Linked DNA regions of Homo sapiens: region 1 is linked to region 2. The links are chromatin contacts, found by Hi-C in ENCODE. All regions are on one chromosome and are shown on one strand. The core of a region is the stretch at or near the end of the contact, and the rest is flanking DNA. Distances in the headings are between cores, read along the strand shown. Region 1 holds the start of HMCES (5-hydroxymethylcytosine binding, ES cell specific). Region 2 overlaps MGLL (monoglyceride lipase).

Evidence for each region. Hi-C counts contacts between places; a loop is a spot of excess contacts on that map. Pooled maps may share reads with other maps.
Region 1: a loop to region 2 is called in a map with no recorded cell type, with 9 times the contacts of the local background. The contact joins the promoter of HMCES here to the enhancer-like site in region 2. A Hi-C loop is called at or near these places in 3 of 37 single-sample maps with no recorded cell type and 4 of 50 pooled maps.

What each region holds. Positions count from the first base shown.
Region 1 is chr3:129,277,577-129,281,101 of GRCh38, reverse strand. It overlaps HMCES (5-hydroxymethylcytosine binding, ES cell specific), which reads right to left and starts at 2,232. Exons shown (of 7, transcript NM_020187.3): 1 at 2,197-2,232; 2 at 1,187-1,392. The coding sequence starts at 1,369. It overlaps COPG1 (coat protein complex I subunit gamma 1), which reads right to left. Exons shown (of 24, transcript NM_016128.4): 24 at 3,329-3,525. RefSeq lists an enhancer at 1,078-1,207 and silencers at 1,628-2,017, 2,028-2,377.
Region 2 is chr3:127,752,612-127,756,618 of GRCh38, reverse strand. The region is part of intron 3 of MGLL (monoglyceride lipase); the gene reads left to right. Among named protein-coding and RNA genes, the nearest start is that of MGLL, 68 kb to the left of the region's middle. RefSeq lists enhancers at 1,883-2,002, 2,153-2,272, 2,383-2,562, 1,458-2,657, 2,763-3,072. Within about 2 kb of position 1,823, at least 5 of the 41 ENCODE cell types and tissues checked have a DNase peak (open chromatin) inside an H3K27ac peak, as active enhancers do.

The sequences.
Region 1 (3,525 bases), core at 983-3,482, 1.5 Mb before region 2:
TACAGGTGCGTGCCACCATACTCAGCTAATTTTTGTATTTTTAGTAGAGATAGGGTTTCACCATGTTGGCCAGGATGGTCTCGATCTCTTGACCTCGTGATCCGCCCGCCTCCACCTCCCAAAGTGCTAGGATTACAGGCGTGGGCCACCGTGCCCAGCCAACAATCACGATTTTTAAAAACATGTCAAGGTCATTTAAAATATTTAAGACATGGAGAAACTATTACTTTCTAGAACGAAGCATTTTTATTACACACACATACAAAGACACACACACTTTCAGGAGATAAGGCAAAAAACTAAAATATGAATGTAAGTGACTGGTAATTCCAACACTACAGGGATAAATACTATAAACACAATGAATGCAATTAAACTTCAGATAACCAAACCAAATACGTGTTTCTAGCCTTAGTAAAAGACAAACACAAAAAGATTGAAAACACAAGCAGAAAGAATAAAACTTTTCAATGCTCAAGAAACATCAGAAGTGTTTTAAATTAACTGATCTTAAGCCTGTCCTAGGCCTAGAGAAGTCTGATTAAGCTGGCCTGGTAAAGGGCATAGAAATATTCTTAAATTTTTTATTTTTTTAAATTTTTTCTTTAGGCAGGGTCTTGATCTGTCACCCAGGTGGGAGTGCAGTGGTACAACCATGGCTCATGAAGCCTCGACCTCCCCAGCTCAAGTGATCTTCCCACCTCATTTTTTTATTTTTTGTAGAGATGGGGTCTCCCTATGTTGCCCAGGCTGGTCTCCAACTCCTAGGCTCAAGTGATCCTCCCACCTCGGCTTCCCAAAGTGCTGGGGTTACAGGCATGAGCCATGGCACCTGGCCTTAAATTTTTTTATTATATTTTTAAGATACTCCAATGACCCTGATGATCAGTGAAAGCTGCTATTTTAAAACACAAAGCTCATATAAATTTGGCATATATTAAGGCTAGTATGCCATGTATAGCAAAGGCATTTAAATTGAGCCTGAAAAATACGTCTTTATCAGTGTTAGAAGCCACTGATAAAACTTCTTTCATGAGGCCAAGAGAGGTTCTCAACTGGAAGTCAGAATATATCAGTAAAGGCTGGTTTTTAATGTCATCCCAAGAGGCTGAGCACACACCAAACCAAATAGGAGATGACCATCACGAGGCTGGGCGAGGGGCTAGCATAGTGCAATGCTGGTTACCTTCTCAAAGTGCAGTCGAGACAGAAGCACTGGGCTGTTGGATTGAGGACTCTTGTTGTAAGAGGGGCAGTACTTATCAGGGTCCCTCCACTCCGGGAGCCGCTGCTGGCCCCGCCGATCCTGGTAGGCGCAAGCTCTCGTGAGAACATCTCTAGGTAAGTGACAGGATGTTCGCCCACACATTCTTCAACACCGCCCCTCGCAACCTTTAAATTACAAAACGTAAGGAAAAGGCTTACGTATCTCAAATATTAGGTCTTATTCCTTGAGTCCCCGCCTTCTCTTTCCGTTCCCACAGGGCCGTGCCCCTCCGTGACCACCGTCTAAAGTCTTCCCCAAAAAGTCCCACAAAGACAAGGATGTGCCCGTTTGCTTCGCTCCCTGAGCCCACTGCCCAGCTCCGTGCAGGGCACTGAGGCAAGTCCCGAGAGGAGCTCTGCAAATGCCTGCCTGAGCGCAGGAAGAGCCGCAGCGGAGGGGGCTTCACAGTCCAGCGAAGCAGGGCAAGCGCAGCTAGCTGGGGTCGCCTCCTCCGGGTGACTTGGTGCCCCCAACTCCCCGTCCTTCCCCCCAGTCCCCGCTGGGGTCAGCGACCCACGCCGGCCAGCAACCGGTCACCTCGAGGGCGGCCACTGGACGGCCCGGGGCCGGGGTGCAGAATCCCCGCCTCCCGCCCGCTAGTCCGCAGCGTCCCCGGGCCCGACCTGCGAACCTGTGGGCCGCGGATCCCGCTCCGGACTCTGCTCCCCGGAGCGGGGGCCGGTGCTCGGGGAGCAGGTGGCCCCCAGCCACCGGCCGCGATCCCTCGCCCCTCCCCGCGTCGCCTCCGCTCCGCTCCGGCCCTCAGACTCCGCCGCCCCGCGTCGCCTCACTTCGGCCCAGGCCGCCCTCTCCGCGTCGCCTCGCGTCCGCTCGGGCCTCTGCTCCCCTCTGTCAGCTCGCGTCGCTTCCTTTCCCCTCCCCTCCCCTCGCCATACCCCGACCGCCCGCGTCGCCTCCCCTCCCCTCACCTCGCCCCGGCAGCGCGCGTCACCTCCCTCGACTCTCCTCACCCCCGCTCCGCTCCGCTTTGGCCACCCGCGTCACCGCCCCTCACGTCAGCCCCGCCTCAGCCCGCGCTCCCGGCGCCAGGCCCCGCCCCCAAGGGCCCTTGGTTCCCGCGGTGCCCTCGGGCCCCGGAGGCGGCGTCTTCTCCCCTCCGGTTTGGGATGAATTTTCTCCCGTTTCCCCAGGAGACAGTGACTGCCTTGGGAGACATATCGATCCCAAGCTTCTCGGGACTCCACTTTCCTCCATATTGGCCGTTCCCTGGCGGGGTTAACCTTCCTCCCCGCCCCCAGCGTGTTTCAGGGCTGGCAGGGAAGGTTCCCGCCGCGCTGAGTCTAGGGCACAGGGTCATGGAAGGCGGGAAACCAGGAAACTCCACTCCTTACTTCACAGTCCTGCCAGCTGCCTCACAGTGCGAGGCAAAAATGGAGGAACACTGAAGAAATGAAAGTCAGAAGAACTTCCAGGAATCGCGCACTTCGCCCTCAAACATTGGTGGGCACTAGAATAAGCCTTTCCTGCCCCAGCCCCTCAGCTGAATCTCTAAGGGTGAGGCCCAGATTTTTAAAACAGCCCTTTCGGGTGTACTTTGGCCTCAAAGTTGGTAAAATAGCCTGGCTTGAGTTTAAAAGCCTGCTCCCCTTGGGACCTAAACCGGAGATTCTTCATCTGCAACCAACAGAGAATGCTCTAGAGGGCTGTTCGCCTATGCTGATTCGCTGAACTGAACAGGGAGCAGAAACCCCAGGGCACACTCCATGTAAGACCAGATGCTGGAACGATCAGACACAGGACCCAAGCCCTTTGGAGCCTCCATTTATCGACTATCAAAGGAGGATGCGTTGTGAAGAAGCACGAACGGGAGGGAGTGTGAACTCTGCCTGTTAGCTGATTCACTCAACCACCCTCTACCGCTCCCACCCCTGGGCTTGGTGCTGGGACAGCGATGACGGGGAGAGGGTCCTGCCTCACAGGACTACAACAGCCAAAGGGCTGTGGGTGCAAGGGGGACAGGGCAGGTGTTCTGCCTCTTTAGGGGAGGCCTTGAAGGGGAAGGTGGAGCCCTGAAGCATGAGTCTGCAGAAGTAGCAATCATTCAATAAATACATGCTGATTTATTACAGGGATAAGATGGTTTCTTGGGGGATAGATTCAAGAGGAGTTGAGAATGTTTTATTCATTTACAATGTCCCTTTCCTGGAAGGGTGGACAGCAAGATTTAGGACAAGCTAAAATCATCCCCTATTTAAAAAAAAAAAAAAAAAAAGTCACCAGCAAGTAGTCCCGGGTGG
Region 2 (4,007 bases), core at 574-3,073:
CATCAGGAGAGGCTGCCATTGAAAAGATAGTTTGTTCCTCTCAGTTCCCAAGAGAAGGGGCCACAGCATACCATGGGGGCATGTGGGGAAGCACCAGGGCTGATCGGGGATGGGTGAGATGGGGTGAGCAGGCTTAGAATTAGCCAGTTTGAATGATTTTGTGGGCTCTGGGGTGTAGGGGCTTCTGGCATCTGGCCCTGGGGTGATGAAAGCAGAGAAATATTGGCCTGGAGTGGAGGTGTGGGCTCTGGACCAGTTAATTTGCATAGGAAAGATGTGCTTCCCTGTAAGACCTTTACTATCTCTAGTAATTGGCTAGCCCTAGAACAGGTAATTTCCCCAGTCAGCAAGGCCCTAGATGCCAAAATATCAGAATAAAAAGACATACTTAATACTTGGAGTAACAGCTCCATTATTTTATCAAGAAACCAACTTCTTCTATCTGCTCCCCAACCCTTAGAGCACCTAGCTTCATTTACCTCTTTGCCCAAGATGGCTGTGAGAGTTCCAGCCATCACATTACATTTATATTTCAGACATAAAAAATGATACCTATCTTCCACTTAAGAAGCCTTTCTGGAAGTTCCATCTATCCATGCCATCCTGTGTCTCAATGACCAGGAGTTAGTCCCATAGCCACACTGATTGCTAGGGAGGCTGGGAGGTAGAGTGCTCTGCCCAAGCACATTGCCAGTCTGAATAAAATCAGGTTTCAGTTACTAAGAAGAAAAGAGAGAGTGGATATTGGGTAGACAAACGGCCATGTCCACCAGTTACTCTGTGTTTATGGGAAGTGACAGATTTTCTACAAACAATAGTCATAGAAAGTGTCTTTGATAAATACATCAATTTAAGGGGGCGAGGGAACATGAGTGTGTAATTAAGAAGTATATTAGGTAAATAATAATACAGGTGGTGCGCGAAGATTTGGTGACTCTGCCCGGTATATCTGGGGAGACAGAAGGTTGGATGCATTCTCTGGGGCCCGCAGTGGGGCCCCTTGTCCTCGTTCGGAGCAACAGGCACATGTGCCAGTGTCCCGGCTGCACTGAGTCTCGCCGCTGCATGTGGTCCGCCCTTGTGACCGTGCACCTCCCACCCACACGCATTCATAAGCAACCTTCTCCTTGTCCTTGTCACTGAAAACCCATTGACCTACAACTGGCATATCGTGTCTCCCATGTTTGGGGGCCTACAGCGATGGATTGCTGGGTAAGGGAAGGAGCTGAGACCCCAGAAGGCAGGCTGGGTGGGAGAGGCATGCTATCCTTTATAAAGCTGTGAGCAGCTGTTTAAACCCTTCCATTTCTTTAAACACCCTCTTCCTCCTTTTACAAGAGCGTTGAGTCTAGCTCACGTGAACAGTTTCATCTTTGGTTTTTCCCTTGTTCCCAGGTCACAGTGGCTAATGAGAAGTGAAATCATTTGAATCCAGGTTTTATCTTCTCCTTTTCTCTCTGGGGTTGAGCAATGCATGGGGCATCCCCTAGTTGACGAGGCCGTGTGGGCAAAAAGAACAGCCCCCGCAATGGCAAGGACCTTTCCCCCGGGGATGCCACAGCTCGTGACTGTGCAGAACCAAAAAATGCCGAGAAAACAAACATAAAACACCCCCACCATCTCGTGGAAACCCGCGTTCCTCCCACACAATCCCTTCTCTGGGGCGCTAGGTGAATTTGAAAGGGAATGCCACGTACCTAGGGAACGCTTCCCTCTAAAGAGCCTGGGACACGTGGGCATGAGTGCACACACCTAGAAATACAGCTCCCAAGATGCACACCCCACGCGCCCCTCTCTGATGACGTTCTCGCTCTCTGGTGTGGTTTTCTCAGCAGCTGCGGGGGAGGCACACGGGAAGGCCACTGAGGCCTGGGTGGAGATCCAGCGTGAAGCCTACGCTTTCTTGCCCTCCGACAAGGAAAACCCATCCTCCTGCCCGACCCAGCCTCAGAAGCACACCTGTAGGTGCCCACTGGGACCAACAGCCTGAGTGGTGAGAACAGACCTAGAGGCTGTGGATCCCAGCCCGCCAGCCCTCTCTCCTCTCTGTGCCTCAGCGTCCACCCTGGTGAAATGGACACAGGCGGTACTGCTGCCTAGCGGGGCCGTTGCAAGTACTCATCCAGTTAACGCCGGTGAGGGGTGAGGCCCTGTGTAGAGTTGAGGTGCGTGGAGCAGAAGGGGAGGCCCTTCCCTGAAGACGGCTTGCAGTCCTGGAAGGCACTTGTGTGGAGCTTTTGATAGATCTGGTTTTTTTTTTCTTTCTTATTTTGCCTTTTATGGTTGTGGGGGTGACAGCAGGACTGATTCCCTAAAAGGGAGAGATTTTCTCACTTAGTCTAAGCACCTCCTTCTTTTCAGGGGAACTGGGAGTGAGCTTGGTGGGGAGTGGGCGGCAGTGCCTGGCGGGTCGTGACCTCTGAGTTCACAGAGGGAAGCCCCTGCCCTGCCAAGGAGGAAGCTGGAGAGTGAGGCCAGGGCCTGGGTGAGCGGGAGGCTGTGGCCTCCTCCGTAGAGTGCAGCATCAGGCCCCAGCGGGCCACCACCCAAAAGTGACCAAAACAGAACAGGGTGCCAACAGAAACAGCTACTGTGGCTACAGAATGGGCTAGGAGTGCAGGGCGCTGACAGCTGTGACGAGGCTGGTGGGAGGAAGTGACCCCTGAGGAAGACAGGGCTTACACCTGGTGCCTCCCATGCCAAGTCAAGGGTGGGAATGGAGACCCATCACCAAGGAAGAGTGTTGGGGTCCTGTAGGGCCGGTGGAGACCTGCCTGTGCTCTGGACCAGGCTCCTTTGCCATCTCTAGCTGTGTGGCCTTGATTCAGTCATTGGGCTGTTTCTGAGCCCAAATGCAGAAGGAACATTTGTAGATGGAACATCTCCTGCTCTTCTTGCCCCCTGTAGACTATATGCCGACCTTATTAGTGTGGCCATTTTAAGCGAGGAAAGTGAAGGCCACAGAGGTTATGCTGTCTGTGCACAGCTACCCAATCACAGAGACAAAGCTCAGGCCCAGGAGTGCCTGATGCTGATTCGATGAGGCAAGGTCTGCAGAAGCGCCCAGCACGTCAGTTGACATATGTTGTGTTCTCAGCAAACGCTGGTAGAATCCGTGGAATGTGACTGTGGGAACAAAGAGCTATGCCAACTTGGAAACCCATGGGCAAGGGCCATTTTGTGCAGGGACAGATGGCCTCACACCTAAGCCCTGAGAACATCCCTGGGTTCTGAGAGTATGTTAAAAACTGGTCACATCAAGGACCCAGCATCAGCAGGGAAAGGGCACATTATCGTCACTATGGTCTGCTTTGGGTGAAGGGAATTCATCGTCGACACCTGCAGCCCCTCACCTGTCCAGAACACTCACCATCCAGGTTGCAGGAGAGTGACTGGGTGATAGGCTCCTAGAGATGCTGGGGAGGTTGCTCTGCAGCTCTTCCCTGTGTCGTTACTTCTCTTCTGGCTTCTTGTTTTCTTTTGGGGCTTCTTTTTTATTTACACCTTTGACTATTGTGTCTCTCATTTTTGTAATGATTCCTCTTACAGCCTTCTGTCCATACGAATCAGGTGTTCCTTTTATAATACAACAGTAGAAAATCTTTGTTTTTCCCTGTGCAGGACCATTGACTCAGAAAAAAATCAATCAAGGGCACAACAAAATGACTAAATGGAGGGTGATTTCTTTCCCCTCTTAGAAAAATATAGCCACTTCAGTGCACATTCACTTTAGATTAAAGCAGGAAAACTCTACCTGACAAGCCCCATGCTAGGTGCATTTCAGGCTCGGGGAAGAGATGGTAAGGAGGCAGCCTGAGAGCGGTGGGAGGTGAAAGACCCAGGGCTGGGGAAGCTCAGCCGGTTTTGCAGAAAGGGTCAGTTATTGGTCTGTGGATTTTGGGAAGGTTCCATCTGCCACCGTTTTCCTTTAAATGCTCACTTGACCAGGGATGCCATATCTCTGCTTGCTCACTAAAGGGATCTGCCGCATATGTACAGAGAAATAA